Regions from separate parts of the Homo sapiens genome. Here region 1 is linked to region 2. The links are chromatin loops, found by intact Hi-C in ENCODE. Cell type or tissue: Caco-2. All regions are shown on one strand. Links, peaks and the distances in the headings refer to the core of each region. The heading gives the core; the rest is flanking DNA.

Region 1 (5,385 bases), core at 110-5,109, 760 kb after region 2:
GGTTTGGGGGACAGGAACCATCTTGTACTTCTTTAGAATCCCCCACACTATTTCTAGAACTGTCCTAATACATAGTAAGAGCTCATATGCTAGCTGAGTTCAATCAAACATTTATTAGGTTTCCATGTTAGAGAAGCTTGGATCCCGAAAAGAAATAATTCATCTACCCATTCCCAGCTCCAGCTACTGAATGGAGAAAATGACATTATATTTCATTCCATCCATCCATCCATCCATCCATCCATTCATCCATTCGTTGAAAAACATTTAATGAATTATTATTCTATGCCTGTCACCATGTCAAGTGCTGAGGATACAGAGGTTAATTCGATAAGGTATCTTCCCTGGAGGGCACAATCTAGCTGGCGAACAGACAGACATGGAAACAAATAAATTATCACCACACCATATAATGAGTGTTGTAAAGAGTACAGAGTGCTGAAGGAGCCCAGAGAAGGTGATTATAGGTGGGTCTCCAGTATCGGCATTAGAACTCCTAGGAACTAACTCTATATCTGATTGATCGTAGCCTATATAAGAGCATCTTTGACAATTTCCTTACAAGCTTATGAGACTTTGAAATGAGTGAAAGAAACCAAGAGAAATAATTTTCTCTTTTCAGAATTCTTTACTCAGGAGTGGGATTCAGTGTCCTGACTTCCTTCCTGTCAGCTCCTTGTGGGTACTCCCACCTCCCGCTTGCCTCACCAGCTGTCTGTTGCCTCCTGAGCAATCACAAGAGGTGACATGACCACTTCTCTTCCTTGTACAATCCTGTTTTATGGAGCAGGATAGCCAGGAAATTGGTCAGTCAACTGAAAGAATGTTAGAACTGGGGCCCTTCTGCCAAATTCTTCCTCTTTTGATGATCTTCTGTTTTAAATATTACTGGCTATTGTTTTGAATAATGCGTTGTGACCTGGAATATTTCCTCTGCAAAACTACTTTGCAGAAGCTAAAACTGCACCCTGATATGCAGGTGGGATTTGCCCGATATGTCATATAGATTTTGCTTCACAGCTATTGTAAGGAACTTGAAGGAAGATGTGTGTACAGTTAGACAGTTTAGGGTATTGCCGCTTTTTCCGTGGTCTTGATTTATAACAAGTAGTTTTATAAATTTCAGTTTGCCTCAGCCTCTCACTGTGGAAACCTGTTTAACAGCCACTAAAAATGCGGGGAACTACCCTTCAATGGTTCCAAATGTCATGGGAGAGCAACCAGCTCAGCAATGGAGGAAGAAGAAAGGAAAATCAAGTGACATTGATCACAGTTCCAAAGAAACAAGGAGGGTTTTATCTAACCATTTGGCATTTTTAGAAATGTATTTTCTCATCACACACATTGCTTCAGAATCCAACCACATCTTCACCATGCCAACCTCCCACACAGCTGTTTTTGGGAACTGGACAAGTAAATCACACTAATGATGTAAACATCTGCAATCTTAACTCTCAATGGGCATGAAACCGCTTTCAGGGAATCTCTTGATGTTGAACCTGGGGCATCCCCACTCCACCAAAGATACTGGGAGAGGTACTACCACTTGTGCTAGAGCAAGCAAGGCAAGGATTGGCCCCATCACATTTGAAGAAGGCTGCCTAGGGCACTGCACCTGGTCATCAACATTCTAGTAGTGAGAACTAAATGTGTGAATTCAACAGTCTTTAGGTTTACCCTGGGTGTCTTCTTGTCAGTATACATATAAAATACCCTTGTAATTAGCCATTTGTATTAGTCAGGGTTCTCTAGAGGGACAGAACTAATGAAAAAAAAATACACACACACACACACACACACACACACACACACACATATTCCTTTTTTGAAGCAAATCTTGACAACTTAGTTTGTTCTTGTTCCAGGATCCTTCTGGTCTTCCCAACTTCTGATACATGTAATGTATCCCTCATTTTCTTTCAAGGATTAGTGTTCACCTTGCTTTGGTATACATCTTACATTCAATAAATTCTACAAAAGCATTCAGGCTACTATTGGAGACAGGGAATTGGAAATCCTGATTCACCTGGTCCAACAAGCTCTATATGAATAAATGTTATTCTTATCAACTCATATGATATTCTCCTCTCTTTTTTATTACAAAATTTTCCAATATATATAAAATTAGACAGAATGGTATAATGAACCCCTATGTGCCTATCACGCAGCTTTAATCATTATCAATTGGAAAATCTCGTTTTGTCTATACTTTACATATTATTTTGAAGCAAATCCTATATATCATTTAATTTCATCCATAAATATTTCAGGATATGAATTTATTTTTAAACAAAATCACATTGCCATTATCACACACACAAAATTAAATAAAATATCCTCCTATTCTTCAGAACACTGTTAACACAAGTTTAGCGGAAAGCTCAGCTTAGGACCTGAATGAGAAAACCATGAGAGGACTGTTTGTGAGTATCCGTGAGTCTCCCTGGGGACTTCTGTGTCTAGACTTGATGAATCTAGGGGCTTGGGTGCCACACTGGGTGGATGGAGGCACCAGCTAAGGACATTTAGATTATCCCTATTAATTCAGTCCCATGACTTCCCACACACTGGAGAGGCCTGGAAAAATTAAAGCTAAATCAGGATATAAAATGGGATGACTTTAAGAGAAATTGGATTGCACATGGAAGCCAAAATCCCCTTCATCACCCTGACTCTGTACATGACCTCTGGTTACTAGGGAAGCAGGAGTCTTCTTGTGCTGGGCTCCCTGTGGTCCCTGGCATGTGTCTTGCTGCCATCTCTCCCATCTTGCTAAGCTTTCCAGCCATGTGTACCTAGCCTAAATCTACTGGGACCCACATTAGTGAGATCCACCACCTCAGGAACAAGCTCACCGTTTCCCCCTCAATTACCAAATACCTGTCAGTTTGCCTATAAAATAACCATTTGCTTTAATGGAGAGACAAGAGCAGAAAAACTATCCTTTCCTCTCTGGTTTCCTATTTAAGGGAAACAGTCTCCCTACTGCTACCAGAAGCCATCAACAGGAGCCTCTTTCCCAGTTGCAGACCCGTACTCACATGCCCCCTAGTGGCTGACCCAGTTAGGCCCCCTCTCACTGGGTTCTATCACCTGTTCATTAAAAGCTTTTCATTTACCCCACCATCACAGAGAATTCTTCCTTTACTCCATTTTCTCTAGAGTGGATTAAACCCCCATAATACTTGAGCTAACTTCTATCAGTATTTATAACATTGTATGCCATTGTCTCATTCCTCTAACTGTGCATTCCTCTGGGGCCAAAAACCTGGTCTTATTCATTTACATAAAATATGGAGCCCAGGGCAGCACTTGGTACACTGTAAATATACAACAAGTATTATGTGAATTAATGATTCAAGTAAACATTAATTACTGGGAAACATTCCTGACTTCTCTTTCTCAATTGTAGCCTCAGCTTTGGGTTCATAGGCTCTCCCAACATATGCCTATAACCCTCTAGAGAAGCAACACCCACACATGCATGGGCATGCACACACACACATGCACACACACATACCCTTTAGCTGTCTTTGACTATGATGAAGCATCCATAGTAAGAATTTCATGAATATTCTATTTTATTTAGTGTGTGTTATACCTGAGCATATCTATTACATTAATCAAGTGGTATTCTTTGCCCATGCACCATGTCTTATTGAACATTCTTGGCAAAGAGTTATACTGAGAAGTTTAATTCACAGCAAGCAATATTTAACAACATTTGTTCAGTAGTTGGTATATGAAGCTGGCAAGCTCCCCATCACCCCCATGCTGCCAAATTTCTGTTCTTATGAGCCAAGAGTCTTTCCACTTTGGCTTTATTGCCTCTGCTGCCTGCCCTCCTGACTTTCCCACTTCAAAACTTCAATAGACCGTCTCTTTGTGGGATCTGGAGGCCACATAGAGGTCACCTACTGTTCCAGCTGTGAGTCAGCCTGCCTCACTAACTCCAAACCTCCCATTACTAAGTTCATTTTGTCGGGGGCAAAGGCTCTCCCCACCAACCCCCACCCCCCAACTCTCAAATGTTCCTTTTCCTCCAAACTCCTTCATTTCTCTTTTTTGCTTTTCTGCTAAGAAAAGAGTAATTTCCAGCCTCAAGAGGGAGCCTTTCCCCTCCAATCAATGGATAAACACCCACATGCACACACTAAATCTCCTTGACTGCCATGAGCTTGACTGCCATGAGCTTGACTGCCATGAGATGCCCTGAGCTTGCCGGATGTTCTCCATTTATGATCAAGTCATATGCAGACATGCCTATCAACTCATAAAACCTCAAAGCTGGAGGAAAACCTAATAGTTCTATGGTCCCATTCCCCTTGCAATGTTCACATTCCCTTGATTTGCAATGGAGTGAGAAGTGCAGCTAGAAGAAAATCTAGCCACCACAGGATTTGACTCAGTCATTGTTCTCCAGGCTTAGCAATTTATTGCACAGGTTATCCTGTTGTCAAATCAAAAGGCAGAGCAAATGTCCCCTTGCTCATGGGCTTCAGGGCTTAGACTAAATCACCAAAAATAGTGATTTTAGAAACTGAGTAGAGGTTGCAACCATGTGTGTATGCATTTTCCAGCATGATACCTCCTAGACCTTGTGTTCAGTTGCCATATGTGGGGAGGGCAGCCATGGCCAATAGCCCAGACTTCTTTGAAGGTGGAGGGATGAAAGGTATCTGGCCAGAAAAGTCTTTCTTAAACTCACTTCTCAGGCTCCTCTTTTATCTCACTTTGGTGCCTTGACCTTACCAGCTACTCACATCTACATCTTGTCTTGAATCCCAGATTCTCCCAGAGGACATTGGTCAGGGTTGATAGTCTCCTCATGGGGCACACATGATTTTAGTCTCAACATGATTTCAATTTAGAGAGCACCTTGGTCACTCAACCTGAGAGCTTGTTCTTGCTGCATATAATCTCTCCTTTAGCCAAGACTTGATAACACTCTACTCTTTTGGGGTCATCATTCAAGTGCTCAGACATGAATCCATGGGAGGTGCAATATAGACTTCTCTGATTTGATACAGAAGATTTAGATTCAATTAAAATTTCATCCATTCATGTGGACACACACTTCATACTGACACTTCTAAAATGCTTCTGGTTTCCATCTTTTCCTTCATTCAGTTCCATATTCCAACAGGAGCCCTGTATGCTTCATACAAAATAAGACCCTAGATAACTTGGAAATTTTAGACCAAAAGCTTTAAAAGATGCATGTTTATTGACTCAGTGATCAACTTTTTAAAACGATCTAAAAGAAAACAACTTTGTACAAAGATCTAGCTACAAATGCATGTTCGTCGAATCAGCATTTATTAGAGCAAACAATGGAGAGGAACCTATATGCCCAGCAACAAGGATAATTAAAATTTTTTAGCT
Region 2 (5,385 bases), core at 179-5,178:
CAAATAAACAAAAACCAAATTAATCAAAAAGCACATTGATGTCGCTAGATGCAATTACATCCATGTCCTGACCTGTGGCCATCGGCATAAAACCTGAGACACTGAAGAGTGGGATAAAAGTTTGTATATACAACCATTCCTTTTCGTCACCTTAGGGTTTGAGGTGGGGTGGAGATGGCCAGATCAGTTGTTTGATGTCATGAATTGAAAATACTCAACTGATTGAGTCAATTTTTAGTATTTATATAATCAGGGCTCTTGTATAATCAGTGTCCACTTTTTCCGTAAAGTATCAGGCTCTTTGTCACTTCTCAAATACCCCCTTTTTAAAGACTGCAAATATTGGATACCTTAAGTCATCTCTGTTTGAAGATTTCCCCACCTAAACCTCTCCAGCCATTCTCTGCACCTCCCCCTACCTTGGCAGCTGCATGTCTTTCAAAGACTTCCTTTCCAATCAAGACTGAAATACATGTTCAATTTTTGAGTAACCAAATATGGGACTGTCTGTATCAGCAAGCGATATTTTTGCCAGTCAGTCCTGATTTGACGAATTGAAGGTTTCCATAGACTTCCCCAGGTGCCAACTGCTTAAGCTAAACAATGACACCAAATGAAACTGCCTATCAAACAAAGGCACATCAGGAGGAGAAACAAAATGACACTGATGTTATTAAGGCTGCCTCCGCTGAGGAGCTATAAGCAAGGCAGAGTCTTCATATTGCACAAGCCAGCTAAAACAAAGAAAGATAGAGCTAACACAAAGAAAAATAGGAGAAAACACACAAAGAGGACCTAAGATAATACCTATAGAAGAAAATTTAAATTGCAGATGGATTTGTCATTTCTCGTCCTTCATATATAGAAGGAGGCTATTTCTGTATATCTCCTGTTTGGCGTGTAATCTTTAGTAACAAACATGTAGTTTTAAGCACTATGTTAATAAACAAATAAAATGCATAATATTGTCAGGTCTAATAGAATGTTTCCATGAGTTAAAAGTTTAACTACCCCATGGTAGCATAACTATAAGTGAACTTATTTTCCAATGAGTGGAGAAAAAGTGATTTTATAACAACAACTTCCACATCCACTCCCTATTTATAACACAATTCTGTCCATCACCAGCAGCCTGATATTACAGAGAGCAAAAACACTTAACGGACTTGCTCTTATTACATGATGCATACCATCTAATGCTGGGGGAAAGAAAACTAAGACAGCAGTTGGAAAGCAATTTATTTTATTTATTCTCACCACTGCATTTTTTGGACCTGTAATGTATTCCACCCATCAGAAAGCTTTATCTCAGCTGGAAAACATGAATTCTTATTTTGGTATTCAAAATTCCAACTCTTTGTGAAATTCTAAGTGCCTTTAAAAAATTGAAATGCTCCCGGGTGACATGTATTATTATAGGTAAAATACATAGTTACATTCATATTTTAAAAGAGTGTACATTTAAAACTCACATCCTTAAAAAATAAACGATTAAAAAGCAAAATAAAACACACCTTGTCAAGAGCATAATTGAAAATGAGAACTTTCCTTCATTGGTTTGATTTCAGCTTGCTTATCAGGTTTTATGCTTACTGTGTATCAAAAAAAAATGTACTCTTGTGCCACATATCCAAAGAGAGAATGATATCACTACAAAATATTTAAACTGTTTTCTTTACTGCCAGCTATCATTGTATCAGGATGCTGCTGAGCTTCTTGGGAGTTGTAGTTTTCAGTTCTGGTTAACTAGTAGGTATAAGAATGCTTGCGTCAGTATTTACAAGAAGAGGATACATTTTGGAATTCTCACAAGTAAAGAAATGAAATAAAAGTATGAAGGAAAGGCCACTAAATGATCTATTTTCTACTGCTTGCATGTAGTATTTTTTATTCCTTTCATTTTTGATCATGTAACTGTGACAATATAGGGCAATTCAAAAATAATTGGACACTTGCATGAATATTTACTCAGTAACTAGGTGCTATATGAAATTGTAGAATGTACCTAATTATAGAGTTACCTTTACAAGTAGCTAACCATTGGAGAAGTTTTGGCTTCCTGTTCGTATATAACCTCGTTACTGAATAATAAATGTTTGAATGTTCTATTGTGTTTGACTACCCTATAATTATTTGTTGTGGAAAGTGTGCATGGATGTCTTTCAATTAAAATATATGCTGCAAAATAGCAAAAATCATTTTAAGTTCTCGTGAAAACTGTCCCAAGTCATCCATCAACAGAGATGTATTATTTTTATTTTAAATGCATAGTCTTCTTCCTTTTTTTTTTTTTTTTTTTGAGATGGATTCTCACTCTGTCACCCATGCTGGAGTGCAGTGGCGCCATCTCTGCTCACTGCAACCTCCGCCTCCTGGGTTCAAGTGATTCTCCTTCCTCAGCCTCCCGAGTAGCTGGGACTACAGGCACGCATCACCACGCCCAGCTAATTTTTGTATTTTTAGTAAAGACAGGGTTTCACCATATTGGTCAGGCCAGTCTTGAACTCCTGACCTCGTGATCCACCTGCCTTGACCTCCCAAAGTGCTGGGATTACAGGTGTGAGCCACTGCGCCCAGCCATAAATGCGAAGCTAGTCAAGCATGGTTGTAGTGGGAGACCATATTTTTAAAATAAATTTTGATCTCACTAAATCAGCTCCTGTACTATGGCAAGAAAGTGAGAAATAGATATATGTACTTGAAACCAGGAAGTGAAATTTGATATTTAAAGTCAATACATAGATAGACACATAAAAAACATACTTAGATACAGAGAGAGAGAGAGAAAGAGAGAAAATACACTCACTACCAGGGACTGGACACATAGACTGGATTAGATCCGGGTTGTTAAAGAGCCTCCAAAAACGACTCTGACTGGGTCTATACAAGCTTACCAAATTGTCCATTTTGACTAAATTGACCAATCAATTTAATGAAATAGCCACTTAACTCCCCCCACCTCAATTTGACAAAAACCACCTGTTAAGGAACTTGGAGACAGTCTTATTTTCCTGATCTTTCCAAACAACAATTCCCTCTACTGCTCTGCTCACCTGTCTCCTCCAAGCAACACTTTACTGGTTCAATTGTTTTCTCAATTGTGATTGGAGTTAGGAAATAACTATTTGTTCCCCAGGACACAAATTTTCCTGGGATTGAGGGAGTTACAGTAATCAACTGAGCTGATGGCTGCCCTGGGCAGAACCATTTAAAGGCTACCCAGGAGCAGGTTAAACTCCTGAGTGCTCTAAGAATCCTGCTTAAATCAAAAAATCCGTGAACTGCTGGTTTGGCATTCAGTTCACCATTTCATAGCCTGTACTTTGCTTCTCAGGTAGTGATCTGAAATACTTATTCAGCTACAATTTCTCTTGAGGCTAGCCAATAAACTGAGCAGGTCAGGCCAAATCACAATTCTTCAACGAACGGCCACCCGATGAAAAGACTCTGTTTACTATTTAGACTTAGATGCCCTGATTTCGAAATGTATAATGAGAAAGGAAACATAATTGTGCATTTTTAATTGAAATGTGTTCTTTCCATTTTAATTCTTATTATGGTTCTCTACAAGAGACAATAAATTTATTGTCTTCCAAGAGAACATGCAAGAAGGGTCTAGAAGGCTCACTTGCTTTTTTCCCTGGGCATGAGATACCCACCATCTTCCACAAGATGGCAGGCAGTTTTCATTTTACTGTTGGTGATCAACAGGAAATTGCTCCACTCTCAAATGACAGCAACCCCAGGTAGCTAGGGTGACATTTGCTTTACATTATGATACACACTAATTAATCATTAGTGATCCCAGAAGTAAGTCTGCTAAAAATTCTTTGCTATGGCTTTTCACAGCAGGGGCTTTCAATATTGATACTTTTACATGCACATATGTTCAGCCAGTATATGTTATAGCCATGGCTTTAAGCTTTCAGGTTATTTTAATTAATATTGCCTAAATTAATATTCACCTCTTATTTGGAAGGGGAAATGGTAAGGCTAGTGAAATAAATACAGAAAGAAAAAGCAGTGAACAAAACTCTGAAAAGCTAAAGGCAACTTTGCCAAGTTTTCAGCTTGAAGCACCTTTGTCTTCTGGCATTTGTTGTCATTGTCAACTTTTTCCCAGGCCCAGCTCAAAATCTCTGGGGCAAAAATCCTTTAAAGATTTGGGTTGGCAACACCACTGCACACTTAACTTGCATGCTATGGTCTCGAAACACATCGTCTCATGAAGGATTTACTCCCTCTCATCAACTAACAGGAAATGTTCACATTGCCTTTCAACATGAATTCAATTTCACAGCAAGAAGCCTCGTTATTATAAGCAATTCCACCAGGCATGAGCCACAACCCAAGCTACAGACGATGAGCACAGATGTTCTTCTTACTTAAGAAGAGCCTTTCAAAAAGGCTCATCAACCCACCTGAACAGCCACAGCCAGCCCAGTTTTCTCCACCACATGAAGCTAGACCAAGACAAAGATCACCTGCCTGGATGTACCACACCCAATTCCACTCTTAAGCAGTTTAAGTTCACACCTTAGTTCCAGTTATAACTGGTTAGTTCTCTACTTGGTTCAGCTCCACTCACCCCTAGGCCTTGGTAACACATCTCTTGTAAAGTTTCTATTACCCCTTCATTAAAATTTAGTTTTCTTCTGATAGGGACACTTCCTTCATAACCACTTTAGCAGTGTTTTTTGAACTTTAATGTGTAGATGTGTCACCTGCAAATCTTGATAAAATGCAGATTCTGATTCAGCGCGTCAGAGGTTTAACCTGAGATTCTGTATTTCTAATGAGCTCCCAGATGATACTGGGTGCTGTTGGTTTACAAGCTGCACTTGAGTTAGCAAAGCTCTAAAGTTCCTTCATTCATCCACACTCTATATATCCTGGGGTAAAAAGACTGGCAAGCGTTTCCAGACTCCCCATTCCAGACTCTTCTAGGCTTCTTTTCATCAATAACTCCTCCTCTTTTGAAGCCTTCATTATTTGACTGATAAACTTTTCAGAGTCATCTTCAGATCTCTCTCCCAGGCTTTCCACTGCATTCACTAAACATTCTGAAATCCAGATTACCATCTTCTTTCCACCAGATCCCCTTACCTCCTGAATAACTTCAACCTTCATGTAGATAACTCATTCATGACACTGGCCTTGATCCCCTTTATTCCAATGACCTTCATCTGTATTCTACCTTACCAATCATCTTAGTGGCCACATCATGACCTTATTGTCACCTGAAACTGTTCTTACTCTAAATTCTTAAACCTCAAAATTTCCCTCCCTTACTTCAGTCTGCAAGAGACTCCAAGCTCTCTTTTTCCTCAGTCCCACTAAACATATGCTCCCACCCCCATTGGACATCGGACCTTCCCGCCCTTG

Evidence for each region. Peaks named below come from ENCODE experiments on the same cell type or tissue, not always from the same donor. Only the 100,000 strongest peaks of a DNase experiment are listed, where the experiment ranks them.
Region 1: it touches region 2 in a loop (11-fold over the local background); 2 of 110 quality-filtered maps call a loop at or near these places.

The regions. Positions count from the first base shown.
Region 1 is chrX:137,164,454-137,169,838 of GRCh38, reverse strand. No RefSeq gene overlaps it. Among named protein-coding and RNA genes, the nearest start is that of GPR101, 130 kb to the right of the region's middle. In Caco-2, for the core only: no CTCF peak of the experiment used is centred there; no DNase peak of the experiment used is centred there.
Region 2 is chrX:137,924,584-137,929,968 of GRCh38, reverse strand. No RefSeq gene overlaps it. Among named protein-coding and RNA genes, the nearest start is that of ZIC3, 360 kb to the right of the region's middle. In Caco-2, for the core only: no CTCF peak of the experiment used is centred there; no DNase peak of the experiment used is centred there.